Linked DNA regions of Homo sapiens: region 1 is linked to region 2. A link is a contact called in ENCODE Hi-C or POLR2A ChIA-PET data. All regions are on one chromosome and are shown on one strand. The core of a region is the stretch at or near the end of the contact, and the rest is flanking DNA. Distances in the headings are between cores, read along the strand shown. Region 1 has its middle 39 kb from the start of DAAM1. Region 2 overlaps DAAM1 (dishevelled associated activator of morphogenesis 1).

Evidence for each region. A loop is a pair of places that touch in the nucleus more often than their neighbours do. ChIA-PET counts read pairs that join two places held with the same protein, here RNA polymerase II (POLR2A). Pooled maps may share reads with other maps.
Region 1: a loop to region 2 is called in a map of K562, with 2.0 times the contacts of the local background. The contact joins two enhancer-like sites. A Hi-C loop is called at or near these places in 1 of 168 maps with a recorded cell type or tissue (K562), 1 of 37 single-sample maps with no recorded cell type and 3 of 50 pooled maps. POLR2A ChIA-PET finds 5 or more read pairs at or near these places in 1 of 52 experiments (BJ).

What each region holds. Positions count from the first base shown.
Region 1 is chr14:59,147,023-59,152,971 of GRCh38, forward strand. No RefSeq gene overlaps it. Among named protein-coding and RNA genes, the nearest start is that of DAAM1, 39 kb to the right of the region's middle. Within about 2 kb of position 4,134, at least 2 of the 41 ENCODE cell types and tissues checked have a DNase peak (open chromatin) inside an H3K27ac peak, as active enhancers do.
Region 2 is chr14:59,243,154-59,248,660 of GRCh38, forward strand. The region is part of intron 1 of DAAM1 (dishevelled associated activator of morphogenesis 1); the gene reads left to right. Among named protein-coding and RNA genes, the nearest start is that of DAAM1, 57 kb to the left of the region's middle. Within about 2 kb of position 3,583, at least 2 of the 41 ENCODE cell types and tissues checked have a DNase peak (open chromatin) inside an H3K27ac peak, as active enhancers do.

The sequences.
Region 1 (5,949 bases), core at 2,884-5,383, 96 kb before region 2:
ATTAACATGTTAACAAAGTTAACATTGATGTTGACTGGAAATAAAATGGCCACATGAAGCAAGTCCAGATGCAAGCAATCTGTAGTCACACATAATAGGAGGGCTCTTTAAAGTTGGAAAGCCATTTAGTTTGAAGGCCTCAGAGGAGATGACTTCAACAACAGCAGTTGAAACAGAAGGAAAAAAAAACCTTTTCATTCACGTTCCAATTCTGCAAAGACTGAATTCTAACTGATTAGAGGGCATGTGACAGCCAAATGAGTTTGAACAATAGAACAGAGTGTGGTGGAGGGATTCAAGTTTGGGGCTAGAAAGCTGGAGTGTTGAATTTTCTTTAAGGCTTTGCCAATGACTTGCAGCCTGGCTTTACCCTAATTATTTATGCCCCCTCTTTCCCTCCAATGTTACAATCCCTTTGTCTATAGAAATCACAGGGAAAATTATTTGTAGCATGCTTTGTACAATGTATGCTGAGATAGCAAACTATGATAAAGAATTCTGTTCGTCCTAGCTGGAGATAAATGGACAGGCTAGACCACCCAAAGGTAACTTGGAACATTGGTAAATTTTTAACAAGTAATTATCTTCTTTCCCTTTTTTACATTTTATTGTGAAAAAATCGGAAAGTACAAAAAATAAAAATAGATAAAAATTCACCCATCATCCCTGTTGATATTTGGGATATGTCCCTTCAGTCTGTGGTGTGTGTGTGTGTGTGCGTGTGTGTGTGTCTGCATGTGCTTGTGACACTATTAATACATACACTCTTAAAGAGAAAAAGATGTGTTTAGTAAATTACAATCATACTCTACATTGTACTTTCTAGCTTGTATTTTTCACTTAATAGATAATATCAACTTTTTTAAAAAATAATCTTTGAGGACTTTTTGGTGGCTGCCATATTAATATGCTAATTGTACATAATATTATTTAATCAATCCCATCTTGTTAGATATTTAGGTTATTCTCAACTATTTGTTATTAAAAAAACAACGTGTATTAAATATCTTTAAATATGAATCTGTGTTTCTAATTGATTACATGATTAAGATAAGTTTTGGTTACTGAAATCACTGAATGAAAGGATATGAATATTCTAGGCTCTTAATATATATTACCTGATGGCTTTCCAGAAAGGTTATACCAAATTACACTTTAGTCAGTATTGTATGAGATTATACAATTCCCTAAACTTTCTCAAATAATGCTGCTTTCCCTTTTTTCATCTTTAATATTTGATAGGTGTTTTAAAGCATTTTTAAAAATTTATTTTATTATTAATGAGCAATCTTATTGAATTGGGAATTAGGATAAGTATATGTGAATTTTTCATTGAATCTCGTATTTTTCAAACTTGAAGACAAGATCTTTTATCTCATCAAAAGAGTGTCTTAGAAGAGCAAACTTCTGGCTTATACTTAAAGAAGAAAATAGAAACTGAAAGCCCCTGAGGATACTCAGATTTCTGCCAATGGTCTAGAACAGGGATGGCAAGTTTATGCAAATATATAATGCCTTTGTTCTCCCTCCTTTCCCTCCGTTAACTGGCAGACATCACTAATTTATCATGACACTTTTTTCGCAGTGAGCCTAGATGTACTCTCAGAATTCTTCCCCACACCACTACTGCTGATATGAGCTATTATCTCTCTTAGATGGCATTTAAGATGAAACCAATTTGCCTTCCTGGCCCAGAGAGCAACCTACATTTCCACAGGAAAAGATAAATGCAGGGAACAGTACAATGTTACGTGGCTGCTAGTCTCTTCCTCTGATCTATTTCTCTCCCAAATATACATCATAGAAATGCAGTATTAGCTACACATAAATTTTTCCCATTGTATATATTCCATTAATGTATACAATGTGCTTAGGAAAGTTCTCACTCCTTTTCCATGTCCTCCTTAATTTCTGAGATACTACTCCTTGAAGATACTCAATAAATTCCTGTGGCTATCTAACAATGTAATTGTCAGGATTCTATGCTCTTAGTAAGTCTAGTTCTCTTCAAAATCCATATAAATCCTTCCTCCAAAGTTTGCCCTCACTAGCCATCATTCAGTTATGTTTATTCTCCCTTCCAATCCCTTTCTATTTTAATGTCCCCTTTTAATGCTGTTGTTACCATTCCCTAAAAAGATACCATTTCATGGGATTTGGAATGGCCATGCCTGAGGCAAGTCCATTAAATAAGCATGCAAGAGTGTGAGTGCTGTGCAAAGCATCTTTAGAGAGAGATAAAATCATTCTTACATAGACTATCTATCTTAGAGAAATGGTGCTCTTTCATTTCGCTACAAAAGAAGTGAGCAGCTGGTAAATAGTAGGTAATAAAAGCTGCACTTTCAATGAACAATAGAAAAGACCAAGGTCAGAGGAACTGATGAGGAACAGCTAGTCAGCCTTTCTTATGACGGAGCTTAGCCTGGCTCCTAGTCTTTGCCTCTCTCTTCTTCCAGTAGCCTACCTTACCTACGACCAATCCTGAGCTTAGGCAAGAAGAATTTTAAGATGTTTCTGTTCCATTTGAAATTAGTTCATCTGGCTCTGACCTTGGGCATAACTGGTCATGAAACTTCCCATGTATTCAATGTCATTGGTGTACTTAACATTTTTGAGCATCCATTATGTGCCAGACACAGCAGTAAACAAGATAGATATAATGCCTGCTAGAGGCAATACAAGGGATAGTTTCGGGAGGCCTTAGATATACCATCATCTCCATTAGCCCCTTCCTCAACACAAATAAACTCCTAGTCCTTCTTTGTTTCTGTTTTTGTTTTCTGAGACAGCGTCTCACTTTGTCACCCAGGCTGGAGTGCAGTGGCACAAACACAGCTCACTGCAGCCTTGACCTCCCCTGCCCAAGCGATCCTCCTGCCTCAAACCCCCAAGTAGCCAGGACTACAGATGTGAGCCACCATGCCTGGCTAATTTTTGTCTTTTTTGTAGAGATGAGGTTTCACCATGTTGCCCAGTCTGGTTTTGAACTCCTGAGCTCAAGCAATCCACCTGCCTTGGGCTCCCAAAGTGCTGGAATTACAGGTGTGAGCTACCGTGCCTGGCCACTCCTAGCCCTTCTTTTCACTAGATTGTTACTCAAATTCTCTCCTGTAGAGGTATCGGAACTACCACTGGTCTGATTTTTGTACTCATGGAACTTAGATTTAGTGGGTCAAGCACCAACAAGTAAGCAGTCAGTGACAACCCAGTACTGCACAAGCTCTGACTATGGCATTACATGGTGCTGTGAATACTCAAGAAGGACATCAAATCCAAGTGTCACAGAAATGACATCCAAAATGAGGCCCATGGTGGTTAATTTTGTGCAACTCGATTAGGTTAAGCAATGCCCAGATAGCTGAAAACATTATTTCTAGGTGCACCTGTCAGGGTGTTTCTGGAAGAGATTAGAATTTGAATCAGTAGAGTGAGTAGAGAAGATCTGCCCTCATCCATGTGGGTGGATATCATCTAATCCACTGAAGGCCTGAAGAGAACAAGAAGGAAGTGGAAGAGTGAATTCTCTCTCTCTTTCTTGAGCTGAGGAATCCATCTTCTCCTGCCCTTGGACATTAGTTCTCCTGGTTCTCAGGCCTTTGGATTCCAGAACTTGCAGCAGCAGCCCCCTCAGTTCTCAAGCCTTTGGCCTTGGATTTGGACTTATACCATCAGCTTCTGTGTTTCTCAGGCCTTTGAACTTGGGCCAAATTACTCCATCAGCTTTCGTGGTTCTCCAGCTTGGAGATGGAAGATGGTGGCACGTCTCAGCCTCCATAATCGCATGAACCAATTCCCATAATAAATCTCCTCTTACCGATCTATGTAATCTCTCCATCTCTCCATCCATCTAACCTATTGTTTATCTGGAGAGCACTGATAGATACAAGACCTAAAGCGCGGTATGACTTAGGTAGCAAAAGAGGCAGAGGAGAAGACTCCTAAGCAGAGGATTCAGTATCTACCAAGGTCAGAAGGAAAGAAAATATGACATATTCTAAAAACTGTTAGTTTTGGAGGGTAAATATGAGGAGTGAAGGGTAAGAGAAACAGAGTAAATCTCAAAAGACAAGGATGGGGAAGTGGGCAGGGCCAGTCCAAAGAGGGCCATAAGCCATGCTATGCAGTTTGGACTCTATCCTTAACTAGACAAATGGGAAGTGAAACCAAGTTTGAAGCAAGCAAATAAACTGATCAGTTTGTGTTTAAAAAGACCACTCCGGCCACAGAAGTGAGAATGGAGAGGAGGTAGGCAAAGCTTTTGAGGAGGAATTCATCAGGAAGCTGCCACAGAGAGTAATGTGGCTGGAGCCAGGGTAGTGGCGATGGGGAAGGGAAGAAGTACAGGGGTTGTATTAGTTTGCAAGGGCTGCAGTAACAAAGTGCCATAAATTGGGTGGCTTAAAACAACAGAAATGTACAATCTCACAGTTCTGGAAGCTGGGAGCTTGAAACTAAGATGTCGGCAGGGCTATGCTTCCTCTGACAACTCTGGGGTGAAACTTTCCTTGCCTCTTCTAGCTTCCAGTGTTTGCCAGCCATCCTTGTTTCTCCTGGGTTTGCAGGCGCACCATTCCACTCACATGGCTGTCTCCTCCCTATGTGTCTTCACATCCACATTCCCTCCAGGTGTCTGTCTCTATATCCAAATTTCTCCTTTTTATAAGGACACCAGTTATATTGAATTTGGGCTCACCCCAATGACCTCAGTTTAGCTTGATTACCCCTGTAATCTTATGCTTGACTTCTGAGGTCCTGGGGATTAGGACTCCAACATATCTTTTGGGGGGACAAAATTCAACCCATAACAGGAGTTCTTTTTTAGTCCAAGCCCCATCTTTCCCCTGATGCTCTGGGTCAGATGGATGCCTTGTCCCCTGGGCCTGAGCCCTTGTCCTCCGTGATATGGCACTGGCTGGTTCTTCACAGCCCTTCTTCCAAAGGCTAGAGATGGGATCCTTGGGACTTTCCTACTGCCACTGCTTGCCAGTTCAGCTCTCAAAATATTGTTTGTATCTGAATTCCTCAGCCAAGGCTCTGTCCAGCCCCCACAATGCCCCATTCCCAGGATGTGACATTCCTGTTGCCAATTGACTTTCCTATCAGCTGTCATCTATTTTGTAACCCACTAGATCAGTATTTCTCAAAGTGTAATCCAGAGACCACCTGCAGCAGAATCACCCTGGAGTATTGTTTAAAATGTGGTTTATTTTGATCCACATAACCCCACTGAATCAGAATCTCTCTCTAGCTGTGGGGTCTGGGAATTCATGTTTGTAACATGCTGTGCTAGTGGTTTTTGTGAACACTCCAGGTTATTCATTCTGCTTACCTGGCTTCCTCCCAGCATTGCTGCAGGGTCTGCCTCCCAGGGTTGGCACTGTGTCTGTAAGTAGGGCTCATCCCAGGCCCATCTCCCTTTCTAGTCTTTCCCATGCTGTCCTGGTTAAGTTTAACCATTCCAAATCACCAACGTGGATCTCACAACCAGAGGAGGAAGAATAGTCTTGAAATAAATTATTCTTATGAAGAAAAGACTCAAGTATTGGAATTTCACTTGACCTGATGAGGGCAGGTAATTACACACAACTGATGAAAATTCAGTGAGAATAAAGTTATTTATTGATGGGCTCTAAGAATGCCCAGAAATGAGGTGGCTCACGCCTGTAATCCCAGGAGTTTGGGAGGCCGAAGCGGGCGGATCATGAGGTCAGGAGATCGAGACTATCCTTGCTAACACAGTGAAACCCCGTCTCTACTAAAAATACAAAAAAATTAGCCAGGCGTGGTGGCAGGTGCTTCTAGTCCCAGCTACTCGGGAGGCTGAGGCAGGAGAATCGTGTGAACCTGGGAGGCAGAGCTTGCAGTGAGCCGAGATCGTGCCACTGCACTCCAGCCTGGGCGACAGAGTGAGCCTCCATCTCAAAAAAAAAAAAAAAAAAAAAAGAA
Region 2 (5,507 bases), core at 2,333-4,832:
CTATAAAAGCACATCCAAAAGGTAAGTGGCTAGGGAAATTCAGAGTCCAGGCAGTATCTGGTTTTGTATTTACCGACAGATCAGCCATTCCAGCTTTCTTCACTGCTTTGTGTAGGTCCAGATTTCTGTTTGGTCTCAATTTCTTTCTGCCTGAAGAACTTTCTTTAAAGAGTGTTGGACTTTGTTCTGGTGCACAGATCCTTTTTAGACTGCCTTTAAGCTTTTTCTAGAGCAGCCTGAGTCTAGGACCCTTTTGAATACTCTTCCTGATGTTTATGTATTACAAGGTTCTTCTACTCAGGCTGGTGGAAATGCCAGTCATTTCCAGCCCTGAGTGAGCCCCACATCCATGTGCAGATCAGTACTCAGCCTATAATTTGAGGTGACTCCTTTACAGATATCAAGAGCTATGGCTGCCTCTGATTCTCTGAACTTTTATCTCTGATCCCTCAATTCAACAAGACCCTTGAACTTGGTTTGGATTTCCTCTTTCTGCACAACAGCCTGGAGTAAGGGCAATCCTAGGGTTTGCCTTACTGGATGTTTCCTTTCTCTCAGCAATCACTGGTCTGTAGTACCTTTGTCCAGTGACTGAATACAGCTGTTTCATATATTTTGCCTGTTTATTAATTATTTGTAGTGGGAGAACAATTCCTATAGTAGTTAGTCCTTCATGGAATGGAAGTGGAAATCTGGCATCTTGTTTGAAGTTCCAAACATTAGCATCCCAGGGATACCTGTATGTCCCTGTTTCTCAAGAGCACAGATATCACCCTCTGCTTCCTTTTACTTCTTTCTATTTGATGCTCCCTATTTAAGGGAACATGGAAGTTACTGGTAGACTAAATTGCTATTTGATATGGTTTGGCTGTGTCCCCACTCAAATGTCATCTTGAATTGTAGCTCCCATAGTTCCCATGTGTTGGGGGAGGGTCCCAGTGGGAGATAATTGAATCATGGGGGTGATTTCCGCTTTCACTTGGCTCTCTAATTCTCTCTTGCCCGCCACCATGTAAGACATGCCTTTCATCTTCTGCCATGATTGTGAGGCCTCCCCAGCTATGTGGCACTGTGAGTCCACTAAACCTATTTTTTTTTTTTTAATAAATTGCCCAGTCTTGGTTATGTCTTTATCAGCAGCCAGAAAACAGACTAGTACACTATTTGAAGCAAGCAGAATATTCACTCTTGCTTGTTGAAGATGAGATGGAAAAACAGACCACCCCCTCTACAACATACACTCACTCCCATGCTGTTTCTTTTCTCACATAGCTCCTGGAATGCTGAGATGGCTTGAGAAGCCGGGGGTGTATGTGGATGTGAACTGATTATAAGCTCTGTGAGGGCAAAGCACACATCTCTTTTGTTCATCCTTATATACCAAGAATGAACAGGGGAGTGGACACCACTGCCTTCTTGAATGAATGAATGGAAATATACAAATTAGTACACACATGCAGAATTGTGAATCTGGGAGTGTGTGTTGGGGGCAGGGAGAGATTCTTAACTGCCTGTCAATTGTACCTTTTTGAGGAAAAACCAGTTTGACAGCTGTGTGAATGTGTACGTGTGGTGTGTGTGTGTATTTAGGTTGGTGAAGTATCTGGCATCACTGTCCTGGTTGCTTTTCCAGTATGAGCAAGTGCAGTTGTTAACAGCATGTTTTTCCACAAAGGGACTGGCTTTTACGTGACACTACCCAGTGAGGTGGGGCAGTGTTTTTAAGAGGAGTATCCATAAAGGCTAGTAGCCAGGTTAGCAAGAACATTTGTCACAGCTCTGCTTGCTGGTGATGAGTAGGAGGAGAACCAGTGAAGACTGGCTGTCCTGGTTGATAATTTTTGTGGAATGGAAAGTGGCACCTGTAAGATAACTGATGATCTCAGGGAAGGGAAAAGGACGGGGGGGCCAGGGGAAAGGTGATGTATGTAGAAATCATGAAATGAATGTATAGGAGTTAAGCATTTTTTCTACTGTGTCTTCACGTGGATCAAATGCATCCTTCAAATGCAAAGACTAATTTTCCTCCCTTTGTTATTTTGGGGTCTCTTTTGATGTCATACCACCTCTTATTTTGGCATTAACTTTCATGTCCTTTGCCTTTATCATTTGTGATCAGCTGCTGTGTTTCCATTTGGTGCCCTTTTGTAATTTATACTTTCAATACTGTATTGCTTGCTTGTTTAAGTTTGGGTCAGAAGCCATGAATGTGACAGGATACAATGTATTGCTATTTCAGTAGCTTTAGAATCTTCCTTTAAGTAGCAGGACCTTGAGATTACCAAGTGAATTTATTCCTGTGGAGTCAAACTTTCTAATAAATATCCAACAAAATATTACCTAATTAGACACTTTTAGTCTTTTATATAATATTCCTAGGGCCACCACCCAGCAAGTAGATGTTCTAAAGATAAGGATAGTAATATCTACTTCTGTAGCAAAAAAAATACAATGGATTTAAGAAAATTCTAAATTATACCATTTAGGTGAAAGTGAGCACCTGGCATTCTGTCACTAAGCAATGAATTGGGGTGACATTAATGTACAGAATTGTCTCTAGTGAATGGTTTGGTAGCTTTTCCCCCATCGCCCCATTGTAAATTGATGACAAATTTAAAAGAAGAAAGTCATTGCTCATATTAGTGTTGTACAGTTGAACAGATTGTTTTCATTTTGAGGACTAACAATTGTAGAGTTGAGTGTAGTAAAGTGGAAAATTGCAGAAATGAAAGCATTCTATAAACCATTCTTTAATTACTTTCAGAGCATAGCTATTCATTGACAGTGGCCTGTGTTTCTAGAAAGACAAAATGAGACGCTGAAGAACTCATTGCTTATCTCTGATTAATTGAGATAATTAATGGACTTAAAGTGCATTGAAAGTGCCTAGCATGTTGAAGAGGGTTGATAAATTAAAGTTATTTAAATTATTTTTCAAATTTACCATTTAGCCATTTTTCTGTGTACAGTTCAAAGCATATTCACATTGTTGTGAAACATACCTTGAGAATTTTTCATCTTGCAAAACTGAAACTCCATACCCACTAAACAAAAATTCCCCATTTCCTGCTCCCCTGTCCCCTGGTAACCACCACTCTACTTTGTTTCTGTGTATTTGAGTACTTTAGATACCTCATATAAATGGAATCATACGGTATTTGTCTTTTTGTGTCTGGCTTATTTCACTCAGCATAATGTCTTCAACATTTACCCATGTAGCATGTGACAAGTTTTCCTTCCTTTTTAAGGCTGAATAATATCCCATTGTATGTATATACCACATTTTATTTATTTATCTATTGATGACATTTGGGTTCCTTCCACCTCTCTGCTATTGTGAATAATGCTGTGATAAACATGGGCATGCAAATATCTGTTCAAAACCCTGCTTTTAATTCTTTTGGATATATTCCCAGAAGTATGGTTGCTGGAGCATGCAGAATTATATTATTAATTTTTTGAGAAACCACCATACTGTTTTCCATAATGGTTGTTCCACTTCATAATCCCAGCAACTGTACAGGGTTCCAGTTTCTCCACATCCTTGCCAACGCTTGTTATTTTCTGGTTTTTTGTTTTGATAGTAGTCATCTTAATGGATGTGAGAAGATATATTATTGTGGTTTTGACTTGCGTTGCTCTAATGATTAGTAATGCTGAGTGTCTTTTTATACGCATGTTGGTCATTTGTATGTCATCTTTGGAGAAATGTCTAGTCAAGTCCTTTGCTCATTTTTTAATGGAGTTATTTGGTTTTTTGTTGTTGGATTGTAGGGGTTCTGGATATTAATTCCTTAGCAGAAATAATTTTCAAATCCAATGTCATAAAATTTTTATGTATATTTTCTTTCATAAGTTTTATAGTTTGGGGTCTTATGTTTAAGTCTTTAATCCATTTTAAGTTAATTTTTATGTATGATGTAAGATAAGGGTCCAGCCTCATTCTTTTGCATGCAGATATTCAGGTTTCCCAGCACCATTTGTCGAAGAGACCCCTTTCGCCATTAAATGGTCTAGTCTCCCTTGTCAAAGATCATTTAATCATATATTTGAGAGTTTGTTTCTGGGCTCTCTGTTCTATTCCATTGGTCTCTATGTCTGTCTTTATGCTAGTACCATGCTGTTTTGATTACTGTACTTTTGTACTGTTTTGAAATCAGAAAGTACAAGACCTCCAGCTTTGTTCTTCTTTTTCAAGATTGTTTTGGCTATTCAAAATCCTTGAGATTCCATATGCCTTCCTGGATGGATTTTTCTGTTTCTGCCAAAGATGCCGTTGGGATTTTGATAGGGATTGCTTTCAATCTGTAGATTGCTTTAGATAGTGTTGTCATCGTAACAATATTGTCTTCCAGTCTATGAATATGGGATGTTATTTGTATCTTCTTTAATTACTTTCAGAAATGTTTTTTAGTTTTCAGTGTACAAGCTTTTCACCTTCTTGGTTGAAAGTTAATTTAATTTTTAAAAAGACTAGTTTTACAAACAAATAATAGCTAAACCACTCTAAACTTTCAGCGACAGGTTGATAATTAAGGAGAAAAAATGTAATCCAAGCTCATGTTAAAAAAAAAAAACAAGGAATTACAATGAAAGCAATTTCCATTTCCTTCTCTAGAAGGAGCCACTCTTAATGGGTTTTGGTATCTTATTTTATCACATGCTCAATAATTTCTTTGCATGTTTAAACAAGTATATCCATTTTACATTTATCATATACCATGTTGTGCAACTTGGATGGTTATTTAATATTGTTACTCCTTTAACATACCAGAAAAGATTTTTTAATTGAGTGTACCCTAAATCATTTAAGCAGTACTGTATTGAAAGCTTCCCGTATTTAGCCACTGATGACTTTTGCCTGTTTAACAATATTCCTCAGAATCTGAAGTCTAAATATTAACTTCTGTCCAAATACTCTGGCTTGGTAAGTGAGTAGGAGTAATAATTTAAAATAGAACTTTCCATGTTATTTCACTTAGAAAAAATTTTGCAAGAGAGGCAGTCTCTTTAGTGTTTAGTTGTCTTGAATTATCCAATAAAGCAATTAGTGTTCACACCTAATTATTTAGAAAATTACAGAGTTGGGTGGAGAGGACATGTTGGGTAGTATCAGCTTCCTTCACATTTCCCTCTTGATGACTGTGGAATGATGTTTTGTTTTGTTTTGTTTTGTTTTGTTTTGTTTTGTTTTGTTTTGTTTGACTCAGGCTTAAGTAAAGAGTGTAGTAATCCACTTACAGTAATTAAAATTCAGTAAAGATCTTTCTTTGCTTATTGTTTGTCTCCTGCAGCTTCAGAAGTGTTTGTTTAGCTATGTGAATAACTTCCCAAGGATATTTAGCACATGGAGAGGAATCCCCAGTGAGAAAACACACTCTTTCTTGCCGCCGCTGGTAATTTCTGTTTTGGTTGATGATTAGCTTTGTTTAATGAAAAGAGATTATATATGTGACCAGTTTACACACTCAACACATGTGCTTTTGTGTTCTTGGCTGCTAGTCTTA